Regions from separate parts of the Mus musculus genome. Here region 2 is linked to region 1. Evidence: chromatin loops called from intact Hi-C (ENCODE). Cell type or tissue: heart. All regions are shown on one strand. Each heading gives the region's core, and the rest is flanking DNA. Links, peaks and the distances in the headings are about the cores only. Region 1 overlaps Efcab2 (EF-hand calcium binding domain 2). Region 2 has its middle 22 kb from the start of Gm24919.

The links. A loop is a pair of places that touch in the nucleus more often than their neighbours do. Peaks named below come from ENCODE experiments on the same cell type or tissue, not always from the same donor. Only the 100,000 strongest peaks of a DNase experiment are listed, where the experiment ranks them.
Region 2: a loop joins it to region 1, with 3 times the contacts of the local background. A loop is called at or near these places in 9 of 42 quality-filtered maps.

The regions. Positions count from the first base shown.
Region 1 is chr1:178,441,567-178,457,982 of GRCm38, reverse strand. Efcab2 (EF-hand calcium binding domain 2) reads right to left here. Exons shown (of 7, transcript NM_026626.3): 3 at 2,095-2,167. Among named protein-coding and RNA genes, the nearest start is that of Efcab2, 44 kb to the right of the region's middle. In heart, for the core only: a CTCF peak has its summit at 8,563; DNase peaks (open chromatin) are centred at 8,622 and 9,552; H3K4me3 peaks cover 595 bases; H3K27ac peaks cover 1,464 bases.
Region 2 is chr1:178,360,523-178,376,938 of GRCm38, reverse strand. No RefSeq gene overlaps it. Among named protein-coding and RNA genes, the nearest start is that of Gm24919, 22 kb to the left of the region's middle. In heart, for the core only: no CTCF peak of the experiment used is centred there; DNase peaks (open chromatin) are centred at 7,458 and 7,898; H3K4me3 peaks cover 1,471 bases; H3K27ac peaks cover 2,533 bases.

The DNA of each region.
Region 1 (16,416 bases), core at 3,602-11,601:
CAGCAGATCCCGTTACAGATGGTTGTGAGCCACCGTGTGGTTCCTGGGAATTGAACTCAGGACCTCTGGAAGAGTAGTCAGTGCTCTTAACCACTGAGCCATCTCTCCAAGCCCTGGAGAAACTTTCTTCACATCCCTAAACTTCCATTATAGTACAAGTTTTTCATTCCTACAGTTTCTAACAAGTCTGGTGAGTATAGCTCTTAACTTATAGTCATATTGGAGGCACTCCTTTAGCTAAATTCCACTTTGTGTAACTTAATATTTCCTAAGCAAGCTTATTAGTAAATCCTTTGTAGCATCAATTTTACTACTTCAAGTTTATCTGCATCAACCTAAAATTCCAAACTCCTTCTTTTTAACATAGCATTGAATAAACAAGGACTCTACCAAGTATAAGGAGCAAGAAGACAGGACAAATTCTACTTCGTTGCTTTTCTTTCTCATTCCTTGTTAATATTCCAACAACCTCTCACTGCCCCCAAGCAAAGAAAAGCAACTCTCTTACATGTTTCTCCAACTGGTGGTCTAGGCAGCTTTTTTCCCCCCCCGAAGGTCTCTCTTTGTTCAACTAAAACTTTCATTTCATGTTCAACCAGAGATCTTTCTGGAAAGCAAAATGGAGTATGAAGCTCCAGGGGCATGGACTGTCCATCCACGCTTCCTTTCTCCTAGCCTCAGCTCACACAGCAAATGATTACAAGAGACTTTTGTTTTGGATTAAGCTCCTATACTAGGTCCCAAAACAGACTTAAAAAGAAAAACTGGAGTCACCCATAATAAAGTTAAACACAGCCAAACAGAATTCCCCGCGAAAGCCAGTTTCAATGGGCAAGATAATAGAATCCTTCTGTTTTAATCTTTGGGGGGAAGGGGAGGACTTGCCTGGAGTAACTTGTTAATGATTCTCCTATTGTTTAGCATCTCTCTTCCCTGCCTTATAAGGAAAGTAACTCAAACCAATCAGATCTTTGTTCCCTAGGGTTGAGGAAGGCAGAGCCACCAGTCTCCTCTGGTCAGAAATGCTTACCCATTTCAATTAATCTATAAACACAAAGAAAAACCAATCAAAATCTTTTAACTAATGTGGTTAATTTTTGTTGTTATTATTATGAATAATAGTAACTTTTAGAATTTTAGACTGATTAATATTCTTATTAACCAGATTAAAATTGAAGGATTTTATTTTCATGCCCATTGAAACTGGCTTTCCCTGGGCAGTGGTGGCACACACCTTTAATCCCAGCACTTGGGAGGCAGAGGCAGGTGGATCTCTGAGTTTGAGGCCAGCTGGCCTACAGAGCGAGTTCCTCTGTGCCAGGACTGCACAGAGAAACCCTGTCTCAAAAAAAACAAAAAAAAAAGGGCTGGTGAGATGGTTCAGCGGGTCTTGCTGACTGCTCTTCTAAAGGTCCTGAGTTCAAATCCCAGAAACCACTTGGTGGCTCACAACCATCCATAAGGAGATCTGACTCCCTCTTCTGGAGTGTCTGAAGACAGCTACAGTGTACTTACATATAATAAATAAATACATCTTAAAAAAAAAAGAGAGAGAGAGAGAAACTGGCTTTCCTGGAGAATTTGTTTGGCAATGTTTAACTTTATCATGTGTAACTCCATTTTTTTCTATTTAAGTTTATTCTTTAGTCTATTGTTATTGTTGTTGTTGTTATTATTATTTGTTCTGAAGCTTAGTTTTATTTCCTCAAATAAATAAAAACTAGAGTCTCTCTGTATACCCTTGAACCAACATTATTATTAAATACACCTGTTACTGGTCTTTCTCCACGTGATCAGACTTCTTTGTCTTCACTGGCTTATTTTCAACTAATTTAAAAACTATCAATAGTTGCCTTCACAACTTGATCAAAATGCTTACGGGTTCCATTGGTTGACTTATGTGCACAGGTATTCTAACACTCTCAAACAACACCCTCAGTAAGTTAGGGCAGTTTCAGTTTGAGGTAAGGGTTTTTGGGTTAGTTGTTGGTTGGTTGGTTGGTTGGTTGGTTGGTTGGTTGGTTGGTTGGTTGGTTGGTTTGTATTACAAGTTCTAGAGTCAGCTCAGTGACACTTTCTCAACCATGTACCTACCTCTGCAATGAAATCATGCAGCTCTCCTTCAGTCGGGCAGCATCCTAATGACCTGATAATTGTCCCAATCTCTCTAGAAAAAAAAAAGTTGTGAAAAGTTTTAGAATATAAATTCTGGAGAGGCAACTGTAGTATAAATTATCAAATAATTGTTGAAATTATTTCAGATTACAGGTAACATAGCAAAGCACCTCACTTAAGTACTGGCTCACAAATACATGAGAAACTTCCTGGGAAAAGAAAAGGTTGCAAGAAGCAAAGCAGCCCAAGGTTTTCAATAACTAGCAAATCAAGCCCTGACTAGTTCAAAATCTCAAAGCTCCAGAAAAGGAATAAGGACAAAATGAGGGGAGGAAGAAACAATGTCTGCCACTTGATGGCTGGTTTTAACTGTTGTTTAACTCTGATAGAGAAAGAAAGAGAATATAGGTTAACCATTTAGTACATTAATACACTCCAGCACAATCTAACTGTAGCCTTGCACTGTGGTAGCTTGGGGGCTACAGGAGGAAGAAGAGACAGGCTGGGTTAAATTTTCCTTCACTCTGCTTATACTCCTACTTGTTTCAGTTGAATTCTGTTCTCTTATCTTGCAAAAGCAAATGCTTACAAAGCTATCTGTAGAAAGTTGACTATGTTTGCTAACGAAAGAATGTCCCAATGGCTACCCACATCTGCTTTTGTAAACACACTTAAACTACAATAGAAACATCCTTTTGGTGTTCATGAGACCCAGAGACCACCCTCACAAGGTCTGTGCAGACAGGAATCTTCACATTGTTACTCAAACTATAAAACCTGTAAGAAACTGTGGGATGGAATCAGACTTTGCAAAACACTAGCTTTGGTCTATGTCCACTGCACTAGAAAGTTTGGAAGTTCTGAATAGAAAGATCTACAACAGTGTTCTGTCATAGGAAAGTGAAAATGGGCCTGGATACGATCTATTACTCCTTGAAGACAGAAAAGTATATGAAAAGGATAGAGCCCCTTTTTCTTCCTCTGGAGACATCAATGAAGGCAGCAATGTGAACTACTGCCTCTACTATGCTAAGAGCCAAGTTTGTAACTCATTGGTTGAGCACTGGGCTTGTGTCTTGGGAAGCATAAGTGTCTGTCTCTCTGAAGATGAGTAGCATGCCCAGCTAAATGCCCAGCTAAATGGCAGACAGACACATGGCCAGAGAGAGTAGCTCACTAAGAGTTACCTTTAGCGACATTGCAATGAAGGCAATGCAGAGGGTGGCTGATAGGAAGAGAGAAGGGGAAATGAGGAAGGGACAAGAAGGTGGTATTTAAACGCCAGGCTTTCTAAATGTTTCTGTAGATAGTAATGAAGTGAGATGAATCTATTTCAAGAGCTCTCCATGTGTGAGGCCCTTAGTTCAAATCTGAACACCAGCAGGGATGGAAAGTACCCAAGTCCATGTGGTGGGAAGAAAGGGCAATCACAGTAGATGCCCTGGTGACTCAGAGCTTCCCTTGTTTCCCAGGCTGGATACACAGAGCCTAAGCAATCCTCCATGCTACTCTCACACAAAGCACTGGTGAGAGAGGAGTGATGGGAGCCAGGAGCCTGGGAACACAGCAGAAGGGGCCAGGTGGGCACCGCAGAGCTCCAGATGGCTTCTAGACGGGCTGAGATGCTGGCCGTAGTGAGGAAATCAGGCTGCTGATGCTACAGCCCCAGGAACAGTGATGCTCCTGGGGATGAGAAACAGAGAAAAGAAAACTCAGGCAAGAAAAGGGTCAGGTCTTTGCACTGAAAGAGAAGGAGGCTTAGGAAGAAAGAAAATTGAAAGGGAGATGTAGGAAAAGGCCAAAAGAGATGAAAACACCAGATGTAGCAGCACACACTTGCAATCCAAAGCATTTGGGAAATGTAGGCAAGAGAATCAGCAGCTCAAACCCTCTCCTACACAGCAAGTTCAAAGCCAGCCTAGGCTACATGAGACCCCCATCTGAAAGCAAACAAAAAAGAGATGAAAATGTAATTTCAAGAAACACAAAACAGAAGTGTCAACAACGAGGACAGAGTTCAGAAAAACCAGCAAATGAAACAAAATTCTGAGATAAAAAAGCATCGTGGGAGGGTCATCTAAGGAAGGGAAATGGAATATAATGCTATAAGTGAATAAAGGTGGAATTACAAGGATTACATGGGGTGGGGGAAGGGAGGACAGCATAGAGGAGGGAATATGGGGGTGAACAACTAACATTATAAATACCTTTAGAAAAGCTATTTGAAAATCTACTACTGTAGAAACTTCCTAAAATATATACATGTATAAAAGGAATTTAAATAGAGTCACTATATTATGGGGGAGACAATACCACAAGTAGATATTATTTGTTGCCAAATAAAATTTTCAGTATCAAGAATGGGTTACATCTTTCTGAGTCACTAGCCAAAGGGGTCCCACAGGCTCCCCAAACACCACAGGCTATTTCCAACTTGATGGTAAGATGTTATTGCTGAAGACACCACACACTTCTACCATAGAAAGTGGAGAAATCTAAGTGGTACTCAACTAGAAGATTCACCCTATTGGCTAGTGTTCATAGTGTTAGAAGATTCTAAGCACAGCACCAGAAATCTCATCAAGCTCAATCTCACCCGGCTACAAACCCTGTGAGCTTTAGTGATGACCTGCCTTCAAGATGTGCTTGCTCATTCAATAGTGGCATGAATGTTATGGAATTAACCAATCACTTTTTGGGGGGGGGGGCTTAAGGCCCACTCAAGTCATGGACCCTCTGGAAAACCTACCTCTATTATTTTGCTAAATGAGCATATTCAGGAATAAAATGATTCCTAATGATATATTGGTATGCCCTATGTCTTAGTTAGGATTCTATTGCTGTGAAGAGATGCCATGACCACAGCAACTCTTATAAAGGAAAACATTTAATTGGAGCTGGCTTACACTTTTAGAGGTTTAGTTCATTATCATCATGGTGGGAAGCATGGCAGCATGCAGGCAGACATGGTGCTGGAGAGGTAGTTGAGAGTTCTATATCTCGATTAGCAGGTAGCAGGAAGAGAAAATGCCACTGGACCTGTCTTGGGACACACTTCCTCCAACTAGGCCACACCTACTCCAACAAGGCCACACCTCCCAATAGTGCCACTCCTTATGAGTGTATGGAATCATTTTCATTCAAACCACTATGCCATAGACCAGTGAATTATTCTCAACCTTCAGTAGAGAAGCTTCCTGCAGGAGATGGTCATTAATGCAAAGACAGACAGCAAGACAACATGCAGAGAGGGAGAGGACTTGGAGGACTCAGTCCTAAATGGGCTCTTTGTTTCACCCGTCTGTAGAGGGTCAGGGATCCATGTGGAAAGGGGTGGGGTGGGGCTAAAGAGTAAGAGGTGGTGAATGATTTCTTTAAAATAGCATTTTCCAGACACAAGAGTCAATGTGCACATAGGAACTCACAGAAACTTTGTCAACATTTCCAAGACTTAGACAGCTCAAACCTGACAAAACTCCCAATACAAAAGAGGGAGAGTGAGCACAAGGTGCCACTCCTAGCAAAGAAGCCATTCAAAATGATGGCTTTGGATGAGGGGAATCAGTTTTCTCCAGTGAAATATTCTGATATACCCAGTAAATACTGAGTCTATAGCCATACTCAGTAGAAGATAGCTAACACAAATGAGATCTATGGTTTTTTATGGCTTTTTTTTTCTCTTACAAGAGAGAACATAAAGATAGGTGGGTAAGGAATAGAATTCTAGTGAGAATCTGGAAGTAATTGGAGAATGGGAAAAAAATAAAAATATACTGTAAAGAATAAATACCAATTACTAGAACACTACCCAATTCATTCTATGAAGCCACAGTTACGCTGTGTATTCTCCCTTACAGATGGGACAGTTTCTGTCTAGTCATGAACTTGTCATAACTTCCTCTCCTAGAGGACTTCATGAGAGGTTTTATTTTTTCAACTTCTATCATGTTTAATGTTCCAAATAGACTTTAAAAACTGGTTGAGTGCATATTACTTTTAGCTTCAGAAGATAGCATGTATATTTAAGAGGCATTTAACTATTATAAATTATTTTTGATAACTTAAAAAATGTTAATATAACTGAGTTGTATATTTTAAAATAAATTTTATTAGTAAAAACATCAATTACTAAATAAAAGCAATAGGTAAAATGATATAAATATTAAAAGTTGGCTGAGCCTATTTCCAACAAGTAAGATTTTTAGGTCAAGTAAACTGACTGAAAATTATTTTGTTTTTAATTTTTCTTACACTTCTTTGTTGATTTATTGGGGAGCTGAATGGGATGTGGGAAGGGTACAGGTTAGAAGTGCGTGCTACTGTCCACATGTGGAGGTTAGAAGACAACTTATGGGAGTCAGTTCTTTCTGTCCACTGTGTGGGTCCTGGGGATTGAACTCGGGTAATCAATATGGTACTTGGCAGCAAGTACCTTTACCCACTAAGCCATCTTGCTGACCCTGAAAATTATTTTAAGAACCCACTTAAACCTATTTTGGGGGACAGAGGATTTAAGACAGGGTCTTGCTATAGATCTGGCTGTCTTGGAGCTTAGTTACGTAGACCAGGCTGCCTTTGAACTCACAGAGATCTGTATCTATCTGCCTCTGCCTCCCAAGTGCTAAGATTAAAGGTGTGTGCCACTACACCTGGCTCCTTCAACCTATTTTTAATGAGCTGGGTATGGTGGCCCATACGTATAATTTCAGCACTCAGCAGGCTGAGATATAAGATTACTACAAATTCAAAGCCAACCTAGTCTACATAGCAAGTTTTGTCATAGTCAGGGCTACATAATGAGACCTGGTCTCAAAAAACAAAATAGCAACAATGTAAACCTATTTTTGTAAGTGCACATAAACATAGAGGCCAGAGGTCTATGCCAGCTATCTTCCTCTCGCTCTCTACCTTAGTTTTGAGATAGGGTCTCTCACTGAACTGGAACATACCAGTTGACGAGCCTGGCTATCAGTAAGCCCAGAGAGTCTCTTGTCTCTGCCTCCCCAGTGCTGGAATTACAACAGTCACTGCCACATCCAACTTTCTATTTAGGTGCTAAGAATCCAAACCTAGGTCCTCAGTCACAAAAGCACTTTTCTACTTAGCCATCTCACTGCTCCAATCAAACCTTTTAATATCATTAAAATCATTAAGGCACTTTTAAATTTTATTTGTATTTTGAAAGAGTCTTTTTATGCTATCCCTGAACTCAAAGCAATCCTCTGTCTCAACTTTCTATGTGTTAGGATTATAAACATGTATCATTGTGCCTATCTAATATTTAAAACTTCTTATGATAGGTATGGTAGCATACACCTGTAATCCCAACACTAGGGAGACAGGAGGACTGTCATGAGTTCAAGACCAGCCTAGTCAACACAGTGAGATTCAGGCCAGCCAGGATTACATAGTGAGGCCCTATCCCCCCCCCCAAAAAAAAACAACAAATGCTGTAGAAACAGGCAACTCTGGGGTGTTATTTGTTTGTTTGTTGTTTTTTGAGGAAGGGTTTCTCTATGTAGCCCTGGCTGTCCTGTAACTCACTCTGTAGACCAGGTTGACCCCAAACTCAAATGCAAATATCTGCTTGCCTCTGCCTCCTAAGTGCTGGGATGAAAGGTGTGAGCCACCATGCCTGGCTTGTTTGATTTTTTATAAAAGATTTATTTACTTATTTTTATGTGTCTCTGTGTATGACTGTGTCCCATGCATGTGGATACACAGGAGGTCAGCTGAGGGAATTAGATTCCCTGAGTTAGAGTTCAGGTGGGTGTGGGCTCAACATGAGCTCACTTATTGGTTCAGTATGTGTGTTGGTCCAGTAGGTGTGTGGTCCAACACGAGTGCTGGGAACCAAACCCAGGTCCTCTGCAAGAGTGCCCTTAACTGCTGAGCCGTCTCTACTGCCTGACCTCTTTAAAACAAGTTAAAATGATTTTAATATCAGCTAGTTTTTAACAATGGTTTCAGAACGCTTTTCTAAACTGGCTTCTGCACATCAGTCACTGATATTGTGGCTACTGCTATTTCAAACAGCTGATGCAGGAGCCTGTAGACAAGTTAATTTCCTCCATTGACTAGAGTGGTTAGAACCAACTCACTTAGTAATCTACTATGCAAATAAAGCAGAAATCAACAAAAGTCTTATTTAAATTTTTTAAAGCTTTTTAAAATATTATTTTCTTCTCTATAAATCGTTTATGGGATTTTTAATAAACTGACAAATGAAACAACTATTTTATATAAATGTTTTAAAATATGGAAACTTTCATGTATTTTATTCAAATGCATAGATTCCTTATATTGATAAATACAAACCAGCTCTAAAGGCTTTTAAACAGAAGAATTTATTTCTTCATGTATACCATTCAGAAAGAAATGTCACTTAGACAAACAGGTCATGAAGAGCAACCCAACAGAAGAATGGGATGGGTTCCTGATGGACATTCAGTGGGTGTAGTACCCCACTGCTGACACGGGGTGGCAGCAGAGCCACTGAGCTAGACTGAGTCATCCATAAGGGCAGTCAAGGTCACAAACAACAGAGAGGACAGACCAGGGACATCTGATGCACACACCACCACCACCACCACCACCACCACCACCCCCCACCCCCCCACCCCGCCCATCCCCAGTGAGAACAGACAGAGGGCATCTGATGCAATTATGAGGGGCAAAAGGTGCAAAACCGTTTACCCTCTATAATATAACTGCTGTTACACTAAGTATCAGTAAGCAAAACACAATTTGGAAATTTCTAGAACAAAGCAGAATTTTGGAAAATGGGTTCCCATTCATTTAACAAACATTTACTGAAGACTGCTATGCCGGGTACTTACAGAAGAGTAGAGAACAAAACGAAGACCCTGCCTTCTTCCCCTATGAGGGCATTTTTCCTAGATCCAAGTTATTTTAAAACCAAATAATAAAATAAATCTAAAACAAGGGCAGATTTTCTGTTCCAAAATGGCCTCAAAGGCCTTCCTAATCAACTGAAGAGCCTGTAAAAGAGAAGAACAAGGAGTTTCTGCCTCTTATTTGCTGCAAAGCTATTTCTTCTTAGTCTCTGTGCTAGAAGTTACAGTCCCAAAAAGAGCGCTGGCTCTGTAAAAACCCGGACACTGCAGAGACAGAATCAGTAAGTTAATGACACAGCTACTTTTGCTCAGTGCTGTGACTGCTGTGGGGATGAGAAGGACGAGCCCCTGTTCTCGCCTTGGAGCTTACTACTGGGAGGAACAGAGCACAAACATAACTGAGCACAAGCTAATTTTAGTCAGTGATAAGGGCTCTGAAGAAACCGCATCATCATTGCTGCTTTTGTGCCTGTATTAGCTTGCTGAAGCTACCTTGAGAAAGTATCACACGGTGTGGGGGTAGGGCATGGAAGATAAACACTGTCAGCAACTTCTTTTCTCACGGCTCTGAGGGCTGGAAATCTGGTTTCACCCCAAAGCCTCCCAGCTTAACTTGCAGAGAGAGCCCTTGCTATGTCCTAACGGGGCATCCCTCTGAACACAGACACCCTGGCATCTCTCCTGGTATAAGCCAGTGGTAAGCCACCTGCCTGGCATGCACAGGGTGAGAGAGCCAGAGAGAGCAATTAGGCCTCTCTCTCAGCACCGGTTTTAAATCCAATCATCTCTGTAAACACCTGACTTGCAGATAAACTCACATTTTGAGCTAGCAGATACTAAGATTTTGAAACACTTCAAGTCCAGTACAGGCAATAATTTGCGTCTTCATTGTTGTTGTTGCTGTTATTGGTGGTGGTAGTTAAGATCTCAAAAGCACAGCCAACAAAAGCAGTGATAGGCAAATGGAATTATGCCAAACTGAGACTTTCTGCACCAAAGAAAGAGACGACAGATGAAGAGACGAATATAGAATAGAGGAAATATTTGTAAATGATGTATCTGAAAAGGGATTAATATCTAGAAAATATGATGGGTTTGAACAACTAAAAAGTCTCTGGATTAAAAAAAAAGCTAATGATCTGAACAGACATTTTCTAAGATGAGATATACAAATGGTCGACAGACAAACATGAAAATATGTCCAGTGTCACTGCTTACTAGGGAACTGTAAAGCCAAACCACAATGAGATATCACCTCACCCCTCAGAATGGCAATTAACAAAACACTGAAAAGTACAAATGCTGGGGAGGGGAGGGGAGGGAAGGGGAAGGGAGGGGAGGGGAGGGGAGGGGAGGGGAGGGGAGGGGAGGGGAGGGGAGGGGAGGGGAGGGGAGGGGAGGGGAGGGGACGGGAGGGAGACGAACAGACTATTGATGGGAATGTAAATTAGTGCAAGACTAAAACTGGAGATACTGCCATAGCTAGGAGGAAGAGGTTGGAAGACAGACAACCCAGGGGTCTGGTCTCTCTGGCCACTCTGTGGGACCCAAAGATTTCTCTCAGGTTGTCAGGGCTACTACACACAAGTGTTTCTCCCTGTTGAACCATGTCACCAGCCTTCTGTATAAGAATCTTGCTACTTTACTAAAATTCATTTTTCTTTGCAATAGTTTTCTTATCAGTTCTTCTGGGTTCTCTAGATATTTAGTTTTCTTTCCTACAAATAGTTTTTCTTTCTCCTATCTTTTCTACCTCCTACCATATCATGTCCAGTACTTATGTCCATGTCACTGCTTGCCCAATTATGTTAATATTAATTGACAATGGTTAATGTAGATATCCTTATCTTGTTCATAACTTTAACAAAATGGCGCACTTGCCTCCTCTCTAAGGAAGAACCTCAGCTTGGGGCTAAGGAAGCATTCTCTAGTGACTGCTTTATTGAGACTTTAGAATTATCAACATGTGCTGAATTCTGTCAAATGCCTCTTAACTATCTGCATACTAATATGATGTGCTACATAAGTAAATGTCCAGCAAAGTAATACTTTTACATTTCTAGGAAAAACACAATTTGCATTAATGTGCTACTAAATTTTGTTGCTTGTATTTGCAATTTTGTATAGCTATGCATAAGAAAGTTGTGTTGTAGTTTTATGCAATCTTTATTAGGCTTTCAGTGTTAGAATTATATACACTTTGGAAAAATAATTCAGTAGTTTTCCTTTTAGTCCCATCTCCTGAAAGAGATAAGTTCCATAAAGACAACATTTTAAATTTTAATATGCAGCCATCTGGACTGAAGCCTTTTAGCAGCAGAACCCCTTGAAATCCTGGCTACAGAAAGAAGTACATCTAGATTTTCTAGGATCTGTCTGGTTGGCTTTTTACTTCAATTGATTTTCTTAAATATGTATTTTATTCTTCTATGTGTACATGTGTGTGTGAGTGGGTACCTGAGGAGGCCCGCACAGGGAGCTGGAGTTACAGTGGTTATAAACCACATGGGTGGGTGCTGGGAACTGAACTTGGGTCCTCTGCAAGGACAGGACAATCCCTTAACCACTGAGCCACCTTTCCAGCCCTTTTCAGTTGACTTTTTAAATATGTTTTTGAGACTATAATTACATTATTTCTCCCTTGTTTCTTCCCCCCTTGTTCTCTTTCAAATTCGTGTCCTCTTTTTTCTTTGTTGTTACAGACACACACACACATCCCTAATATATAAAAAATACAATCTGCTCAGTCTATTTAATGTCACTTGTATGCATATTTTCAGGAGTGGCCATTCGGCATTAGACAACCAGATGGTGAGTCCTCCCTGGGGAGGACTACTTCTCCCACTCCCCACTCCTCTCATCTGTGGTTCCTTGCCTTTGGTTGAGGTCTCTTGAGCACCACCATTTCCAGGTAAGCATGTCTGTAGGTGCTGTCCTTGTTCAGGACATGTTTAGGCAGCCATAATGGTGAGAAATCATGGGTGAAGCTTCTGTGGCATTTCTAGGAGACACAATCTCTTGACAAACTTGCTGCTCTTCAGGCTCTGGCAATCTTTCTGCTTCCTCCTGCAGTGACCCCTGAGCCTTAGGTGCAGGAGTTCTGTTAGAAACTTATCAGTTGGGACTGGGCTCCACAACTTTGCACGTTGACAAGTTGTGGTTTTCTATACTACTCTCCAAACTAGGAAAGTAAAAAGTGGCCATTCCTGAAGGTGGGAGGGAGAGCAAGACAGAATGGAATAGCAGGGTGCAGGTGCTCTGACAAAGGAAATGGGAAAAACGAGAGGACTTCAATTAGGGAAGGAGGAAAAGGATAATTCAGGAGGGAGGAAAGTAAAATAACAATAAGGATGTCTGAAAAGGAATCACACTAGTATCTACCTAAAACTGCCAACAATACATGTAAGCTGGTGTCTAAATATAAATACATAGTTTAAATGAAAATTTCCCATCTGGGCTGATAATAGTTCCCTCAAGAGCCACACATTACTTAACAAAAGCCCCAACACCACACATGAGAAGTCCTCCTTTGAGTTATCAGGACTGTCCAAGGGATTCCCAAAGCATTACAGACTATCGCTATTGCACTCCCTTAGCTGCCTCCACCCACTAAGGAACTATCCAATCCAAACTTGCTAGATTTATACCAATGTTTCTTTCCAATTTTATAACTAGGTCTTACATGTGATTTTTTTTTCCTTTGAGTTAGTTTGTATACGTAGTGTGTGGGAGGGATCCAACATCATTTCTTTAAAAACCCTATTCGGTTATCCTTGCTCCACCTTTACTGGAGATCAGGTAAAGAACAGTCTCAGTTAGTGTGGCTCTGAAGTAAATTTTCAAAACAGGAAGTAGGCATCCAACCTTCTTTTCTACTTCCAAGGCTGTTTTAGGTCACACCAAGTCCCTTGCAGATAAATCATAAGCTTTAGAACCAGCTTGTCAGCTCAGGGGGAGAAAGGTTGGTAAGGACTGGGGCTGTAATTCAGTGAGTGACACAGTGTTTACCTACCATTCACAAGGCCCTCCATCAAATTCCTAGCCTATAAGGAAAGGAGGGGATGAGGAAGGAAAGAAAGACTTGCTAATAACTCCACCCAATTTGATATGTGCCTCAAGTGGCACATCACCTTGCCCCACAGCCCACTGACAGACTCCATTACATAATCTACTAGACCACAATCCCAAATCCCCATCTATCTCTGAGGGAGTCTGAAAGTTAGAACAGGGCTACCTGCTCAGGCATTAATGGCTAGCACAACCAGAAAGGAATGGTAAGAAACCACAAAGTTCCAACTGCTAGTCTAGAAATGGGGTCAGAGTGCCTATTGGGCTTAACTACCAAGCCAGGGTTTTGGGAAGTAACTATACCACAGAGGAAGCAAGGTCCCTGTCAAATCCATGGGCCTCTGTTAACGGTTTCTTCCTGTACAGATTGCTGCATTTTGTGATGTTTGATCTGTCACCCCAGGCACAACTGATTGAACCAGAGGTGGCTACTTAACCCTGAGGTTACACGTCTCTAACAGCCTTCTGGAGAGGCCTCCGAAGTCTAGCATGAGCTCTGCTCTGCAAAGGCACCCTCTGCAGAATATTAATAAGTGATCAAAGGAGGATTTCCCTTTTCTTCTCTGGAAGTTCTGAAACAAGACATACAGAGGGCTACACTTGAAAGAGGAGTAGCAGAGCAGGCAGTAAGCAAGATCCTAAGACTGCAGAAGCCATGAGTAACAGGCAGAAGGGGGAAGAGGCAGGCAATAGAGACCTGGCAGTAGCAGGGAAGACCCTTGAAGTAGCTGTCACCAGCATGTTAGCTGAGCAAAGCCTATGTGCAGCCACAACAGTGACATGGAATACAGAGTCCCTGAAGCCTTTCAATGACAACAAATACCAACCCGGGGCCCATGAAGCTCAAGTGCCACTGAAGTGAGTTTTCCTTTTTCTTTCATGTGTGTTTGTTTGTGTGTGTGTGTGTGTGTGTGTGTGTGTGTGTGTGTGAGAGAGAGAGAGAGAGAGAGAAGGAGGAAAAGGGAAAGGGAAAGGAAAAGGGGGAGACAGACTGACAGACAGGTTAAGTGAATACTCCAGTGTGAATAGGCTATCTTGTAGGTTAAAAAATAATAAGATAACTTGAAGAAATGCAAGGGATTTTTAAAATATTGATTTCCTTATCTTTTATAGTAAAAAGCTAAATGGTATTTTCTATATTTGAAGTAGTTCATGTGCCTAGAGTCTCCTAAGAGCTTTTCTAAACTTAATGATGTCTTACATGACAAACATTTGAGACTCCACAATTTCTTCCTTCCTTCCTTCCTTCCTTCCTTCCTTCCTTCCTTCCTTCCTTTCCTTTTCTTTCCTTTCCTTTCCTTTCCTTCCTTCTATCCTTCCTTCCTTCCTTCCTTCCTTCCTTCCTTCCTTCCTTCCTTCCTTCTTTCTTTCTTTCTTTCTTTCTTTCTTTCTTTCTTTCTTTCTTTTTTTTTTGTGGCTTTTTGAGACAGGGTTTCTCTGTGTAGCCCTGACTGTCCTGGAACTCACTCTGCAGACCAGGCTGACCTCGAACTCAAAAATCTGCCTGCCTCTGCCTCCCAAGGGCTAGGATTTAAGGCGTGCACCACCACTGCCCAGCGAGACTCCACAATTTCTTTAATGGAAATTAATTTGTTGTTAATTCGATTGCTTTGAGACAAGGTCTTATGCAGCCAAGCTAGTCTAGAACTTATGAGCTGAGGATGACTCTGGACTCCTGACCTCCAGCGTTTACCTTCCAAGTGCTTTTGATCACAGATGTGAGCCACCATGTCCCACTCAAGCAAAGTATTTTTATTTTTAAAAAGCATGCTCTTATGATCATATATCTCGAGCCCACTACTCATCCTAAGTTCTACTGACAAACTAAGGTACAATTCTACTAAAGTTCACCATGGGGGACTAAAGGGAACCTCAAAGTCGGCTCAAGATACCCAAGACCAAGTTTTCAGCACAAAAGAGACTTATTTGCCCCAGAGGGACAGAAGAAGAAACCAGTTCGAAATGTTTCAGGTAGTAACAAGCAACCCACTGTTCACTTAATACTCACAATATCAGACTTCTTTTCTATATATTATGACAAAAATTAAAATAAAATCTTTCAATTTGTGCACAACAGAGAGAAGAAGAAAGGAAAGAAGCCACCAAAAAGGTATCCAAGGCAACCTAGGTCAGTCCTGTGGGAAACAACTCCACACTTTCTCTCTGAGGCAGTCAATGCCCTGGCTTCCTCCTAAGAGAAAAACTTTCTTACTGTGGAATGCAGGCCCTCTTACTACCACACAAACACTTTTTGGGGGCTTGAGGGGTGTCTTTTGAGTTTGTTTCTTTTAACCAAGTTCTTACTCTCCTGTCCAGGCTGGCCTTGAACTTGTATCTCTCCTTCCTGCCTGGGATTACAGGCATGAGCCGCTTCTCTCCACCATTCAGTCTATAAAATACTGCCTTCAATCCTTAACTGTTTGAAGAGTAATAAACCATTTTATAAATCGATAGCTCTTAATAGAGTATTGAACTTCAACATAATGCAATAGATCAGAAACCAGTTCAAACTGGATCCAGTCATACAAAAGTAAGCATGTTATACAGTAGGCCTAACAATTCAAACAGCAAATTTAAACTGTTTAGTAGGTTAAAAATAAGCATCTATTTAGCCTTTCCCTTTTAATCATAAGTCACAATAAATTTCAGACAGATCAACTGCACTTATAAATGGAGAGAGAGAGAGAGAGAGTTGGCCCTGCTCAGCACAGCGTTCCCAGGGTCTTCCTTGAGGCTGGTATGCAGCCAACTTGGAAAACACTACTCAACGAGAAAACTACCTCGACTTCCAACTTGGCTGCTCACTCTTGTGCAACCCTCGGCAAGGTTTTTTGTGTCTGTCCTTCACATCCAGTTTACAAAGGTTTTCAAATGACACCAGACGCATGAGGATACAGTTCCATGTAACTCGTATAAGGCGGCAGGCAGGGCAACATACGAATTTGCAAGTCCAGTGCTCAGAAGCTGAGGCAAGAAGACTGCAGTGAGTTTGAGCCCAGCCTAAGTAACACAGTTACTTGAAGGCCAGCCTGCACTACAGAGTAGGACTGCCTCAAAAGGAAAAAACTAGCATAAGGAATCAAGTTTAAAGGCTGACATCATCCATGTCACTATTCATACTACTTAGCATTCATATTTTAATGCCAAAAGCAATGCCTATTCTCTTAAAACCCATCTTTGTTTAATAAAGTAGACTAAGTTATAAGAACATACACTTTCCCTCAGGGTCTCAGTTCAATTATTTTAATTTTGAATGGGGGAAAGCTGCAGGCCATAAACACACCCCTTCTTCCTAAATTGGCCCTTCTACCAAAAAGGCCTGGTGCATCCTTGCTGCATGGGATGCGGGGGTTCCTTTCACTCTCACTGTCAAGAG
Region 2 (16,416 bases), core at 4,405-12,404, 82 kb after region 1:
TTTACCATCTTAATTAGCTGAGGCTTTGCCCTAATCAATATTGTTAACATCGTGTCTTTTTTCCTCAGTCTTAGAAGAAGATAACTACCATGAAAGGACTGCAGAGAGCTGATGAGTCTGGTTAGCAAGGAAAGCTACTGCCTTACGTTCAGGATCTCTGTGATGGAGAGAGAGAACCACTCACCCAGGTTGTCCTCTGACCCCCACACAATACCATGGTGTATACACACACACACACACACACACTCACAAACACATACACACACATACAAACACACAGACACACACTCACACATACAAACACACAGACACATACACACAGACACACACACATACAATCACAGACATGGACACAAACAAACACACACAGAGACACAAACACACACAGACACACTCACACATACAAACACACACACACAAACACACACACACACACACACAAATAAAACAAAACAATTTTAAATGAACATAACTTATGTAAACTATGTCTTGACTTTTCCAGTTATCAAATGTGTAAAGTAAAATTTTTTCAGGGTGACTACAGTGGTTTGAATAGGTATGACCATATAGACTTGTGTTTGAATGCTTAGCCATAGGGAGAGGCATTACTAGAAGGTGTGGCCTTGCTGGAGTAGGTGTGGCCTTGCTGGAGTAGGTGTGGCCTTTTGGAGTAGGTGTGGCCTTGCTGGAGGAAGCGTATCACTGTAGGATCAGATTTTTGAGGACTGCTATGCTCAAGCTACACCAGTGTGACTTAGGGTCTCCTTCTGCTGCCTTCTGATCAAGATGTAGAACTCTTGGCTCCTCCTGCACTGTGTCGCCTACATGCTGCATCCTGCCATGATAAGGGACTGAACCTCTAAATTCTTTATAAGAAGTTGCCTTGGTCATGATGTCTCTTCACCGTAATAAAACTAAGACAGTGACCATAAAGTTTCCCCACAGTCTCTCTCCACCCTTCCCCCATCAAATATGTTGTTGTTTCTCCTGTCCCAGCATGGGTGCGGATGGGGTGGGGATAAACCTAGGGCTTTCTTTGAGCATGCCAGGCAAGCCCTTCACACTCTCTTTTATCCTTTTGTTTTTTTTGTTTTTTTTTTCTTTTGTTTTTTTTTTTTTTTGGCCTGGTCTGGTACTTGATATGTTCTTCAGGCTGACCTCAAACACCAATCCTGTCTCAGCCTCCTGTGTGCTGCAATTACAAGTATAATAATTAATTTGTTTCTATCTGTAATTTTGGTCCCAGTTAAGAACTATTTCTGGGCTGGAGAGATGGCCCAGTGGTTAAGAGCCTTGGCTGCCTTTCCAGAGAACCTGGGGTTTTTAACTCCCAGAACCTAGATGGTGACTCACAACCATCTGTAACTTCAGTCCCAGGGGATCCAATGCCCTCTTCTAGCCTACTTGGGTACTGCACATGGGCAGAGCACAGATGCACACCCATGTAGAACACTCATACAATAAATAAAATATTAAGAACCATTTCCTTTATCTTCCTCAACTATTTAACAACTATCCACCCAGTCTGCTGTGTCTTCTCTCTCCTGTCTGACACAAAGGCCTGCAGGAGGATGGCCCTTGGAGAAGGTTGTTCTCTGAGGACATGTTAAGAAGCCAATCAATAAAAGCAGTTATTGGAGCACCAAAGACTTGATAAGTGGGGCAGGAAGAGTTAATGGAGGGGCAGATGGTCCATGATTATGAAATGTGTACAAGAGAGCAAAGCCATAGAGACAGAAACTAGTTGCTAGGGGCTTGAGGGAGGGGTGAATGAGAGTTGACAGCTCATGGATATCAAATTGCTTGGGGATGGTTAAAGTATTCTGGAATTAGAGTCAGCAAGATGGCTGAGGAGGTAAAGGAAGCTAACACTGAACTTGACAATCTGACTTTGAGCCCAGGGCCCTCTGTGGTAGAAAGAGAGAACTAATTTCCACAGGTTGTCCTCTGACTTACACACACACACACACACACACACACACACACACACACACACGGGGGGTGGGGGGGTGGGGAGAGAGAGAGAGAGAGAGAGAGAGAGAGAGAGAGAATGAATAGAGAAATAACTAAAGAATAAACCTAAGAGGCCAGCAGAATGGCTCAGTTGGTGAAGTGTTTGTACCTGAGCCTGGAGACCTGAGTTCAACCTCCATGACCCACATAAAGGTGGAAGGAGAGAAGTCATTCCATAAAATTGTCCTCTAATCTCCACACCTACGCCACGGCATGTATGTACCCCCAACATATGAAATCAAACATACAAAAATATTTAATTAACTATAGTCAAGCTATTCTAGAATTAGATAACACCGAGTTTAATCCCAGCCTTGGTTAGACGAGACAGTGACATAAAATATTTAATTTTTAAAAATGACATGTGTGTAATACAGGTAATGAACACACTGAGATTGTTAGATAACAAGTGTGCAGTGTAGATAGTTAAGAACTAATTGGATTCATCCAACTCAAAAAGTCATTTAGATTCCAAAGAAGGGAGCTGGAGAGTTGGCTCAGTGGTTAAAAGCAGGCTAATCTTCCAGAGGACCTGGGTTCAATTCCCATCACCCACATCCCAGATCATAATTGTTTGTGATTCTAGTCCCAGAAGACTCAATGCCATTTTTTTTGCCTTTATCGGCACCTGGCACACATGTGGTACACAGTCATAAATGAAAGTGAAGAAAAAAAATACATAAAAAAAATTTAATGAATAGATAGATTCCAGAATAGGGGGTGCTGGGAGTGTAGGCAGAGTTGTCGAGCTAAATGACTCTAATAGGAGAGGGAAGGTTCTAGGGCAGAGATGAGCTTGCTATTCCAGGGTAAAGACCATGTTGCAGTGTGGTAAGATCCATAGGCAATACAGAGCTTAAGGCATGGGGTTCAGTAGAACCCTTTGTGGGGTGCTGATTGAGCTTTCACCAGCCCGAGCCTGAGTTTAACTCTGTCATCTCCTGACAGCTCCTCGGAGACTTTGCAGCTGGAAACCTTTAAGTTAACAAAAGAAGTGCAAAATCACCACACCTCAGATCTCAACAGATTCTGTCTCTTTCAGGTGCTCAATACACACTCAGTAGGACCGGGGTGATGCTCAGTGTTTGAGCTCAGCGTGCATAAGACCCTAAGTTCCATCCTCAGCACCAATCACACACACACACACACACACACACACACAGAGAGAGAGAGAGAGAGAGAGAGAGAGAAATAGAATGGAGTCCATGTGAGTGCTTGGCAGTGTGAATGCACGCAACACAGTGTAGGTGCCCTTGGGGGCCAGAAGAGAGCATTAGAGACCCTGGAACTGGAATAGCAGGCAATTGTGAGCCTCCCGATGTGGGGAGAACTGAACCCAGGTCCTCTGCAAGAGCAACAAGTGCTCTTACCAGCTGAGCCATCTCTCCATCCCCACCCCTCAATACCTTGCCTTTGGCAGTCTGACTTTGCAGCATGTTAGCTGTATAATCTTGAAGTTACTTCCTATCTCAGCATTCTCATCCGTGCGATGGGGCCCACGGTAGTATTTCTCTCACAGGAAGACTGTGATGAACTTTAAGAGAACGGACAGACAGTGCTGTCATGTGTTAAGAGAGATTTGTGCTGCTTTTTTTTTCCCAAGAACAGGAATTCTGTGAGTGGGGCTGTATCTAACTTCCTGGAGGCTTTGGGTTTCATCCTCCTCCCACTTGAGAATGTGCATGCTCGAACATGCAAACATACATACACGCACACGCACACATTGGCAAGGAAAACATACATACACGCACACACACACATTGGCAAGGAAAAAAATGTATGGGCTCCAGAGAGAAAGAATCCTATCCCTGTGAGGTATAGACCTGCAGTTTATCAGATGAGCAGTGTCTCCAGCCCTTAGCTCTTTCTGTTGTAAAGTGGGTGTTATGATGGCAGCCCCAATTCCACAGGCTTTTGAAAGAATAAGTGTGCTGACTGTGTGCCAAGCCCCCAGCACAGGCTGTGATGAACCCAACCACTGGCTCGCTTTGGTCACATAGCTCTTTCTTCTGACTCTCCTCCTGCAGCTGGCAGGTGGCTAACATGTTTCTCAACTAGGAAAGAGTATATTTATGGAGTCGGTGTGGCTCTGCCACAATCAGTTCCTCTCCCGCTTCCTTCTAAGGCGCTCTGCACTTTAAAATAAATGTCATACACTTTTGCAATTTTCTGTTCTTTTCTTTTTTTTTTTTTCTTTTTTTCCTAGATGAGGTTTCTTGTAATTTTCAAGCAATATAAAATCAGAGAAATGATCCTAGTGGCTCTCCTCTCCAGGGCTCATGACTCCCCTTCAATAACTATCCGTTTGAAGCAGGTGAAATTCTGTCATGTTGTACCTGCTTTGTGCACGGACCTCAACTAGATTATTTTTTGGGGGGGGGGAAGCCCTCAGATATAATTTTATCTATGATAGCTCAGCTTTTTATCTTTATTAGAAACATGTAGGCCTGGTGTGGCAGGGGCATGACTGTGATCTCAGCACTCAGGAACCGGAGGCAGGAAGATCAGGAGTTCAAGGCAAGTTTCTACTCTATAACAAGTTCAAGGCCGCTGGGCAGTGGTGACGAATGCCTTTAGTCCCAGCACTTGGGAGGCAGAGGCAGGCGGACTTCTGAGTTCGAGGCCAGCCTGGTCTACAGAGTGAGTTCCAGGACAGCCAGGTCTGCACAGAGAAACCCTGTCTCAAAACAACAAAAACAAACAACAACAACAACAACAACAAAAAACCCCCACAAGTTCAAGGCCATCCTGGCTACATTCTGTCCTTAAAAACACACAATAAAACAACTTGTATGCATATGTATCACTGAAGGTCCAATGCAGTGTGGTAGGCCTCACCCTGTACTACTGAACTACAAACCTTAACTTCACAAGGAATTTCTAAAATTAATTTTCAGATGTCTTTATTTTATGTGAATGAGTGTTGTGTTTAGCCTGCCTGTACATATGTGCACCACATGTGTGCCTGGTCCCCTCAGAGGTCAGAAGAAGACACTGAAACCCCTGGAACTGTAGTTGTAGGTGGTTGAGCTTCTATTTGGGTGCTCCAATCAAACCTAGGTCAACTGAGAGAGAGAGCAGCCAGCGCTTCAAACAGCTAAGCCATCTCCCAAGCCCCAGGAATATTTTTTAATTTATTACAGCATATTAACATACCTAAAGTAAAATTATGGTTATTGTTTAATACCATTAATGAAGTAGCAGTTGTCAAATTTCCTTGATATTTCTTGTAAGTTAGTTTTTCTTACATTATTTTTTATATGGATGTAAATGTGTATGGGGATGTATATGCCATGGTACATGCATGCACAGCTCAGAAGACAACTTTGTTTGTTTGTTTTTTGGTTTGTTTGTTTGTTTGTTTGTTTTATGAGACAGGGTTTCTCTGTGTAGCCCTGGCTGTCCTAGAACTCACTTTGTAGACCAGGCTGGCCTCAAACTCAGAAATCCGCCTGCCTCTGCCTCCCAAGTGCTGGGATTAAAGGCGTGTGCCACCACGCCTGTCTGAAGACAACTTCTTTTTTTTTTTTTAATTATTATTTATTTATTATATGTAAGTATACTGTAGCTGTCTTCAGACACTCCAGAAGAGGGCGTCAGATCTCATTACAGATGGTTGTGAGCCACCATGTGGTTGCTGGGATTTGAACTCCAGACCTTTGGAAGAGCAGTCGGGTGCTCTTACCCACTGAGCCATCTCACCAGCCCTGAAGACAACTTCTTAAAGTTGGGTTTCTTTCACTATAGGATCCAAGGATTGAACTCAGATTGACAGATTTGTGCAGCAAGTACTTTTATCCTCTGAGCTGTAGCACTTGCCGAACGAGTGAAGTACCAGCACCATAAAAAAACAAAACCAAATCCATTAATTAATAAAAAAGAAAAGAAAAATGATGGTCCAAACCAGATCTAGACAGCACAGTCATGTGATGTCTCTCTGGATTCTTTGTTGTTGTTGCTGTTGTTTAAGGGGATGGTGTTTTGAGACAAGGTTTCTCTGTCTAATGGTCCTGGCTTTCCTGGAACTCACGGTCTCTCTTGTTTCTTATATTCTGTAGGTTTCATGTCCTTTTTCCTCTTTGAACTTTATTGTTGAAGAACCCAAGTGGGCCCCGCCCACCCACCCTGTTAAGTTTCCTACCTTTTAAATTGTGTTACTTGCTTTCCCCTGATTGCTGAATTGTATTGTGGAGACTTAGGCTGTAGCCAAAAACTGTAACACCATGCATGACCCAAAAGCAAGTTGGGGAGGAAAGGGCTTATTTGACTTACACTTCCAGATCCCAGTCCATTATTGGAGGGAGGCAGGACAGGAACTCAAGCAGGGCAGGAAACTGAAGGCAGGAGCTGATTCAGAGGCCATGGAGGAAATGTTTCTTACTGGCTTGCTTCCTCTGGCTTGCTCAGCCTGCTTTCTTATAGAACCCAGGACTACCAGCCCAGGGATAGGTCCACCCACAATGGGCCCTCCCCTACTAATCACCAATTGAGAAAATAAATGCCTTACAGCTGGATCTCATGGAGGTGTTTCCTCAACTGAGGCTCCTTTCTCTCTGATGACTCTAGCTTGTGTCAAATTGACACACAAAACCAGCCAGTACAGGAAGGCATCCTGAGCATCAAATGTATGAATAAAATAACAGCTGCAGCATATTGAGACATAGCAATTATGGTGATTTTCATAAGCATTCAGAAAAAGATCCCTTGGTCACCTCTGGAGGATGTGGAGATACAACTTTTCATTCCAAAAATAAAGAGTCGAGCATCAATCCAGTGTGTCCTGGATGCACTGTAACTCTGGGCAACTAAATAACTCACCAGGAAAGAGCCTGCTCCTTAGAGAAGAGGAATTCAACTGCTAATGAAATAAAACCTCCAGCAAGGACTGTCAACGGTAGCTACATTCACAATTAAGATGATGGACAACGTTATAAAGGACTATTCCAGGTGGACAACACCTGAAGCCATTGATCACCTTGATATCATGGGAGGAAAGATAGTATAGGCTCTTCCTTTGATGCGCTAGGAAGTCTGCGCTGAATCAGCATCCCCAGCCAGTAAAGGAACATGACAATCAAGTGTGAGGATCTTACTTCAATTCCTGAGATCAGAGTGATGGAGGGTGTGAACAGACTTCTACACGTTGTACTCTGACTTCCAGACCCCAAAAAGTAAATATAGTAAGAACTTTAGATAAACCAAGATCTAAGCCTCCATATGTAAATAACAGTTTCAAAATTGTTGGTGCCTCTCCCTCAAACAATTAAATAAAACGGTCGTTAGAAATCAACGGGCATGTGTCAACCCAGGCACATCTTAACAGTGAGAATGACCCATAATCCCGTTAAGTAAACCCAGGCCTTCCCCCTCACTGTGCTAAGCGGTGGAGGAGGGGTAAGGAGCAGCAACTGCCGGGCAGAGAGGCATGTGTACTTTGGGACGCATCCATCCGGGTTATTTCCCTTATAGACCTTTTACCCTGTCCTTCCGGCTGCAGAGCACAGTCCTCCAGGCACAACATGCTTAGGTAAGCTTCCCATTATTGAGTTACTTCCCCCGCCCCCGACTCCCGACACTATTAATTGTTGGGTTTTTTTCTCCACTCACAGTTCCTGACACTTTATTTTTCTTTTACTTCATTCATCCATCCACTGTGTTGCTGGGGATCCCTGAGCTATGCCCCCATGCCCTATCCTCATCTAGAAGGTAAACCTGTCTTCTGTACATGACCTGGCTTTCCAAAACGGCAAGCATCTGTCGCGGAAGCAAGCGTCACGAGTCCCTCCCGTGCGGCAAGCCGGGTGGAGGTGGCTGTGCCTGGCCACCGCGCGCACGTGACGCGATGTGGACGCGCGCCCAGAGCGGCGCGCTGGGCCCCCGCGCATTTGTCAAGTGGGTTGGTGCCTGGCCCCGCCTGCCGCTCTGGGCTCGCAGTTCCCAGGAAGTGCAATGTGCGCACCGCCTGTCTCACGATTCCCCCGGGCCTGTGCGTATTTATAGTCCTAGCCCTGAAAGCCTAGGCCTCCTAGGCTTGCTCCTGACTTCCCTCCAGGATCCTGTTCCATGTCCCCCCAAAAAGACCACGCGGATCCACAAAGCACTTGAACAGACAATTGCACGCACTCCTAAATGCCCATCTCAGAGATTACACACCAGTCCATAGGGCCTAGCATATTGAATCAATCAGTACTGCTGTTCCACTTAAGAACACTACCGTGCATACACTATTACTGGGGAGGGAGGTGGGCATGCCACAGGAGTTTTGGAGGTCAGAGAAAAGCCTTTGAAGTCGATTTGCTCCTTCTACTGTGTAGGGCCTAGGGATCGAACTCAGCATTAGACTTGGCACAAGCACCTTTGCCCTATGAGCACCAGGAAGATTTCAAAACATGGTGGATTCTTTTATCTTTCTCTCTTTCTTTTCCAATGCATGAAAGGCCTAATAGTGCTCTTAAAATAATTTTGAAAAAAAAAATTATTTGATTCCTAAGAATAAAATTCACATCGTTTTCTGCTCTTTGGGTTACTAACACAGCCGGACAAATTGGTAAGAAAAGATGAATCTACAGTGTGTCCTGACCTTGGCCGTCACTTTTGTCATTCTCATGGAAATCCGGAGTCACTGTTCCCTCTGAGTGATGAAATAAAAACAAAGTTCTGAGATTCCCCGGATTTGCCCTTTTCTGTTTTCTTTTTTAAGGGGCTAGTGTTGGAGACACCGGGAACAATCTTAGATTTCTCAGCTTTACCAGATAAATCCAAAGGGTACTTAGCTGTGCAGGATGAAAGCTGACAGACCCCTCTCCTTGTTTACCTTCGGCTCAGAGGAGAATAATTATTCCAGAGTGACATTTAATACAGACCCGTGGTCACTGATACTGCAACCGAAAGCTTCCCCAGCAAAGTCCAACAGCATTATCTAACTTTTAAGTCCCAACTGAAGGGCAGAGCTTGGACATTCTGGTAAATAAAAGACCTGTAGGTAATCTCTTGAACAGGGGGGCACAATGGAGATGATGGGGGGGGCATTTGGAGAATGGGGGAGACTGTAGGGCAGTTGGCCAAACGGCAAAGCAAAGAGAACCTTGTATATGCAGTCAGCATGAGCTCTCTAGGCCCTGGAACATCCAAACAACAGACTATCTGTGAACAATAGTCCTTACATATGTGCAGCCTAGTGCAATCTAAACTCCTGGGAATGGCTTCTATGTTGCTATCTCTAAGCAAAGAAAAGACTGGGATGAAGTGAAAAGACAGAATTCCTTTTGTTATGTTGTATCAGCAATTATCTCTGTCTTTGTAAGTTGCCTTACCCAACAGCTTTTTTTTAGAAGTTCCCCCATGGCCACTACACCAACCCCCCCCCCCCCCCCCCCCCCCCCCGTTTGCTGCTTTGCTAGTAGTGCTAACCAAGATATTATTAAATACTTCAAAATGTTCATTATCTTGTTGTTTTTTAAAACTTGACTTGATGCCAGGCAGTGGTGGTCCATGCCTTAAATCCCAGCACTTGCGGAGGCAGAGGTAGGTGGATCTCTGTGAGTTCAAAGCCAGCCTGGTCTATAGAGTGAGTTCCAGGACAACAAGGGCTACACAAAGGGCTACACAAAGAAATCCTGTCTAGAAAACAAAACAAAACAAAAATCAAAATACAAAACCCCTTGTTTTAACAACCATGGTGTGATAATGTTAGGGCTTTGCTTCAAGCCAATATAATGATCCTTGAAATTCAAGCTAATATTTTAGAAGCAACTGTTGCTAAGAAATTTTTCCTAGAAAATTTAAATTATGGGGTTGGATCAGTTCTGCAAGCATGGGGACTGAGTTCAGATCTCCAGCACCTATTAATATACAGGCATGGTAGTTCGTGCCTGCAACCCCAGTGCAGGACAGTGAGTTCCTTGGGGCTAGACAGACAGACAGACAGCCTAGCCATCAGTGTCCTCCAGCTTCAGCTGGAGTCCCATCTCAGAAAATAAGATGGAGCTGAATGTGGCTTTGTAATCCTTTAATCCCTCTACTCAGGAAGCAGGGGTAGAGGCAGATACCTCTGAGTTCAAGACTAGCCTGGTCTATCTAGTGAGCCAGCCAGAGCTGCACAGTGAGAACCTGTTTCAAAGAAAGAAAGCTGGAAAAGCCACAAAGGAAGACACCTAACCTCTACATTTGCTCGCGCGCGCGCACACACACACACACACACACACACACCACACACGCACACATGTGCGTGCACACGCACCAAATCATCATCCATTAAATACTGGCTATGGTTCCCAGGTCGTTTGCTCTGGAACAATGAGGAGGCTGCATGCATGTCAAGCCCACACCCCGACCACTGTTTTGATTCCAGTGTCCTGATACACTGTTTCACGTGCTAGGGATTGTTTGTCCCCTGGATACATGAAAGACTCATGGCTCAACTTCATTCTTGTTATAAGCAAACAGCTAGATGAGAAATTACAGAGCAATGCTATAAAAAACCGGCATTGAGGTCCCAGCTCTGCTGTGGAGGTGGGAGGAGAGGAAAACCAAGAAAAAGGAAAGTTTCCCTACATTTCCTTAAAAAGCAGTAGTAAACCGGCACAGGATCTAAGTGTATGATCCCAGCACTTGGGAGGCAGGGGCAGAAGGAGCAACAGTTCCATCTAGAGACTGCCATATCCAGGGATCCATCCCATAATTAGCCTCCAAACGATGACACCATTGCATACACTAGCAAGCCTTTGTTGCAAGGACCGTGATATAGCTGTGTCTTGTGAGACTAGGCCGGGGCCTAGCAAACACAGAAGTGGATGCTCACAGTCAACTATTGGATGGATCACAGGGCCCCCAATGGAGGAGCTAGAGAAAGTATCCAAGGAGCTAAAGAGATCTGCAACCCTATTGGTGGAACAACATTATGAACTAACCAGTACCCCAGAGCTCTTGACTCTAGCTGCATATGTATCAAAAGATGGCCTAGTCGGCCATCACTGGAAAGAGAGGCCCATTGGTCAGGCAAACTTTATATCCCCAGTACAGGGGAACGCCAGGGCCAAAAAATGGGAATGGGTGGGTAGGGGAGTGGGGGGGGGGACGACATTTGGGATAGCATTGGAAATGTAATTGAGGAAAATACGTAATAAAAAAATTAATTAATTAATTAAAAAAAAAAAGAAAGTCAGCTTCAGCTGCGTTGTGAGTTTGAGTTCAGCATGAATGCACGAGGCTTAGTCTACAAACAAAACAAAGAACTAAAGCCCAAGATGGAGAAATACTGGGCTTCATTTAATTCCTCAACTGTGGCTGGATCATCCTTACAAGGAGCTGGTTTTCTTTCTCCCTTTTCCCTTTGCCCACTACAGCCTGACACCTCTGTGGATCTCACGGCGAAATGCACAAGTAGCCCAAACTGCCCTATCGCTGTGCTGTTTTCCAGTGCAGGGAGTTAATTTATCATTCTCGTGTTCAAAAACCAGCTGGTATAGTCTTGTGAGCCTGTAATCCCTAGCTTTAGGAAGTGGAGGCAGGAGGATCAGGAGTTCAAGGTCACCCTCAGTTACTTGTACCCAGTCTCAAAACAAAATAAAACAAAACAGGCTGCACCTGGAGGCCCTGCCAGTATTCTCAGCTACTTGGGAGGCTGAAGCCACAGGATCCAAAGCTCCAAGGCCAGGGTAGGCAGTTTAGAGCCTATCTCAAAACAAAAAGCATCATCAGGGTCGGGACTCTGTTCAGTGACAGCGTATTAGCCTAGCATCTTTGAGATGAAGGGATTGATCCCCAGAATCACTGTAAAAAACAGGGAAGGAAAGAAAAAGAATCTATCTATAATAACTTGATTTGTTTTTCCCTTAAAATAATTTGTTTTAAGCAAGGCATGTTGGCTTACATCATCCCAGCAGCACCAGAGAAGCTAAAGCAGGAGGTGGCAAACACGGTGGTAATGCATGCCTATAATCCCAGCACTCAAGCAGATTCCTGAGTTCAACACTAGCCTGGTCTAAAGATGGAGTTCCAGGACAGCCAGCTACATAGAACCATTAATAATAATAATTAATAATGATGATGATAATTTTATTATTACTACTTATTTTTATTTACACATATGTAGATACTTTTCATGCTGAATTAGTTAATTTCTAAATAAAATAACCTTAACATATACCAGTCCATACATTGTTCTATGCCTGAGAGCCAACAGTTTTTCATGTCTCTGAGTGCCTGAGGTAGTTTTCTATGCAAAAATGTCAGCTTTTAGAGCTGTAAGGAGTGAAATCTCAGGCTCCAACACCCTCAATTTACCAAGGAAGGAAGGAGACACAGAAGACCCATCACGGTGCTCCCAAATGAGCAGTGCTCCAGGCAGAAACCCCAGCACCTCCCTTAGTTCGACACCACAATCATTAGGTCTGGGGGTGGGGGGCGGGGGCTGTGTTAATTACTAATTAATTCTGTCATCTGGATTTTTGTTTGTTTTTCCTTTTCTCAAACTTTTCACATACAAGTTCTAGGGATTCTCTAGTGCATAATGATAACAAACAACAAGAGAATACCCTTAATTTGTAGAAACATTACATATGATAGGGAAAATCATGCAGTAGAGGGCTCTCTTCCTCTCTCCTCCTTTCCTTTTTGGAGACAGTTGTTATGCAGCCCACACTAGCCTTTGAACTCATGGTGTGATCCAGGCTGCTTTTGAACTAGAGATTCTTAGACCTTGGTCTCCTTAGTTTGGGGATAACAGGTCCCATGGGGCCTGGTTGAGACTCTGAACACTCTCTCTCTCTCTCTCTCTCTCTCTCTCTCACACACACACACACACACATTGCTGAATCACTTGGGAGATGGGCTCTGGGAATACCCGTAGTGAATCCTTTTGATTAAGCGAATGGAGGTGACACTGTTCCCTATGCAGGAGTCACAGTCTGCATAAAAAAGAGAACGTGCAGGGCAGTGGTGGCGCACGCCTTTAATCCCAGCACTTGGGAGGGAGAGGCAGGTGGATTTCTGAGTTCGAGGCCAGCCTGGTCTACAGAGTGAGTTCTAGGACAGCCAGGGCTACACAGAGAAACACTGTCTCGAAAGAGAGAGAGAGAGAGAGAGAGAGAGAGAGAGAGAGAGAGAGAGAGTGTGAGCTGAGTTTGTACTCATTCTTTCTTCCTTCAGACTGTGAAGCCAAAGCAGCTAGCTGCTTCCAGCTCCAGCTGCCTTCATTTCCCTGTCGCTGTGATGGGCTATGTCTTGAAATGTGATCCAGAATAAATCCTTTACCAAGACATTATATATCCCAGGATGCTCTGGACCTTGCATTAAAACCTCTTGTCTCATCCTTCGAGAGCAAAAACTCCTTAAAATATCCAAAGTGCTCTTTCTCTCCAAAGGGTTTGGCAGTGATCAGCAACAGCAATATGTGATACTTCTGAAGATAACATTGAATTCCTGGTGCTGGAATGTAGCTCAGTGGTAGGGTGTTTGCCTAGCATGTGCTCATGGGGCCCCGGGGTCAATCCCCACACCAAGAATAGGGACCACTGAAACAGTGTGTTACTGAAAGCACTGGATGATCTTGAAAGATTGAATTGTCAGTTTGTATGTACATTGATGAGAAGAATAACAGCACATGATGTTTGTTGACTGCTCACTGGGTACCAGGTATCACTCTAGTATTTTATGAACATTGACATCAGTAATTCTATTCCTCAGTCATGTTGTCACCCTCAAGCTACAAATTCAGGATGCAGGAGACAGAAGCAACCTGCTTGCAGTGTCCACAAGAACAACCAGAATAAAGCAATTGCTAAGTGACTAAGGGAGGGACCTGGGATGCGCCTTTCTCTTTGGATGCTGATTGCTGCTGGAGCGGTTGGTGGTCATGCTGTGCATGCATGTCGGAAAGCTGCAAGTTGCAAGTTGTAGAATTTCTTTAGACATGCTGTTTATGTTTACCCACAGTACTATACCGCCTTTGGAAAGCATATCTGTGCATTATGTGGGGCAGAGGTCATTGATGATATTAGTCGGGGTTCTCCTGTGAAGCGAATCAGTAGAATGAATATGTATTAAAGGTGGGATTTATTAGATTGGATCACAGATGCAGTCTATGAAATCCAACAGTGACCATCTTCACACTGAAGAAGTCAAGAACCCTAGTGTATGAGGCTGGTACCAACTTTTCCTGCTTGCTATCTCCTTCTCTCTCATATCCAGCTAGTTCCTTTCCTTCTGCTCTTTTCTTTTAAATGCTCAGCGTGAAGCCCAGTCACGTGCATGCCAGGCAGGTAGCTCTATCACAGAGCCTCAACCACTGCACATGGGATGGCCTTTGAAAGTCTTCCTACCTGGACATGGTCTTAGATTTCCATGGCAGATGCTAGCTACTGCCATGATTATTCTAGTCAATGGTCAACATTTCAAAAAGATGCTATGTGTATGTGTCCTGTATACAACTCAGGCGTGCTTTTCCCACATGGACAGGTGACTGGGAGAATGGATGATTAACAATGCATGTACAGCTCCTGATTCAGGTATAACATTCGAGTTGTGTTGACTGGCTCTGTTATATCAAAAAAGAAGACATTTGTTCTAGTGTTTTCTGCTGTCTCGTGAGTTTGAACACTTGATCCTCCATAGTGATGGAGTTTGGGAGGTAGACCCTTTGGGACATGTGACCTACTGTGATGGTTAGCTTTAAATATCAGCTTGCCACAGCCTAAAATTATCTTAAGATGAAAGTCTACATTGAAGAACTATTTACATCTGGTTGGCTTGTGGAAGGTTGTCATGATTATTAATTAATATAAGTGGTATCTTGCCCACTGTGGGCATTCCCTGGTTTGGGGCCCTGGACTGTATAGGAGTAGAGAAGGCAGAGTGTAAAAATAAAACAAGGATCAAGCTGGGCATGGTGGCACACAGTTGATACCAGCACTTGGGAGGCAGAGGTAGGTAAATACCTGTGAGTTGGAGGCCAGCCTAGTCTACATAGCAAGTTCCAGGACAGCCAGGGCTACACATAGAGAAACCCTGTCTCAAAAAAACATAAATCAATAAATAAAACAAGCAAGGATCCTCTTTGGTCTTGACTGCCCCTAAATGATGGGGTGTGCCTTGGAACTGTGAGCCAAATGAACTCTTCCCCTGATTTTTTGTTTGTTTAGTTTGCTTTTTTTTTTTAACTTTATTTATGTAATGTATGAGTGCTCTGCCTCATATACATCCGCCTGCCTGAAGAGGGCATAATATCGCACTATAGATGGTTGTGAGCCACCATGTGGTTGCTAGGAATTGAACTCAGGACCTCTGGAAGAGAAGCCAGTGCTCTTAACCACTGAGCCATCTCACTGGCCTGGTTTCTTTTTTGTTTTGTTTTTTTAAGCTTTATTTTATTTATATGAGTATACTTCAGATATACCAGAAGAGGGCATCAGATCCCATTACAGATGGTTGTGAGCCACCATGTGGTTGCTGGGAATTGAACTTAGGACCTCTGGAAGAGCAGTCAATGCTCTTCACCTGCTTTTAACCACTCAACCATCTCTCCAGCCCTCCACCACTGCCACAGGCAGACTCAGACGGAGTCCCTCAACCTAGGGGAGAATCAGAATTCCAGTACTCAGGTGGGCAAGGAGTCAGTGAGTGACAAACAGACACGAATACAAGAGAGTGCTGAATTTGAGTGTAATTTCTCAAAGTGAGCATCAGACGTATATTACAGAAGAAAACAAGGAAGTTAGGTGATACATCAGCCAAGATACACTGAGGTCATCTGATGCATAATATACTTTACAGAAAATAAAGAAATGCATACATATAAAGATTGTCAGGAACCAGGCAGTGGTTACAACTGAGATAAAAGCAGCCCTAACTAAAGTCAGCTATTCTAGGAGTCAGGTGCGAGGGTTTCAAACCCTAGTCACAATTCTAGTCTATTGTATAACCCACCACCAGGGGTCCCCTAGTAACAGCCTAACTATGCTATTCCTCTGATCCTTGTGGAAACTTGCACCAGGGGGTTCCGCTCTTGCTAACCTTTTCATGAATAATACATTACTCTAGTTCCTCTTTAAACCACAACCCACCTTCTTCTTAGACCATTGTAAATTCCTGCATATGGGAGTGACTTAGCAGTTATTTTAAGTATCAATGGGGAACCCTCCATTTATCAGAGGAGCCCACCAACTTTCTTCTATTATGTAATGTAGTCTGCCATACAAGACTGTAATGATAATTCTAAGTTTACTTTGTTGAACTTGCCCTGAGATTTCTAACTCTTATCCAGTAAAATACTGAAAGAAAGCACACAAAACCCTCCAACTATTGCAAGGGCAAATCTGGACCACATCCATGTTACGGGATGCCAGTTTCCATGAAACTTTTTGCCTCCGGACTGCGGCCAAGCTTTTGGACTTGTCACACAGACTC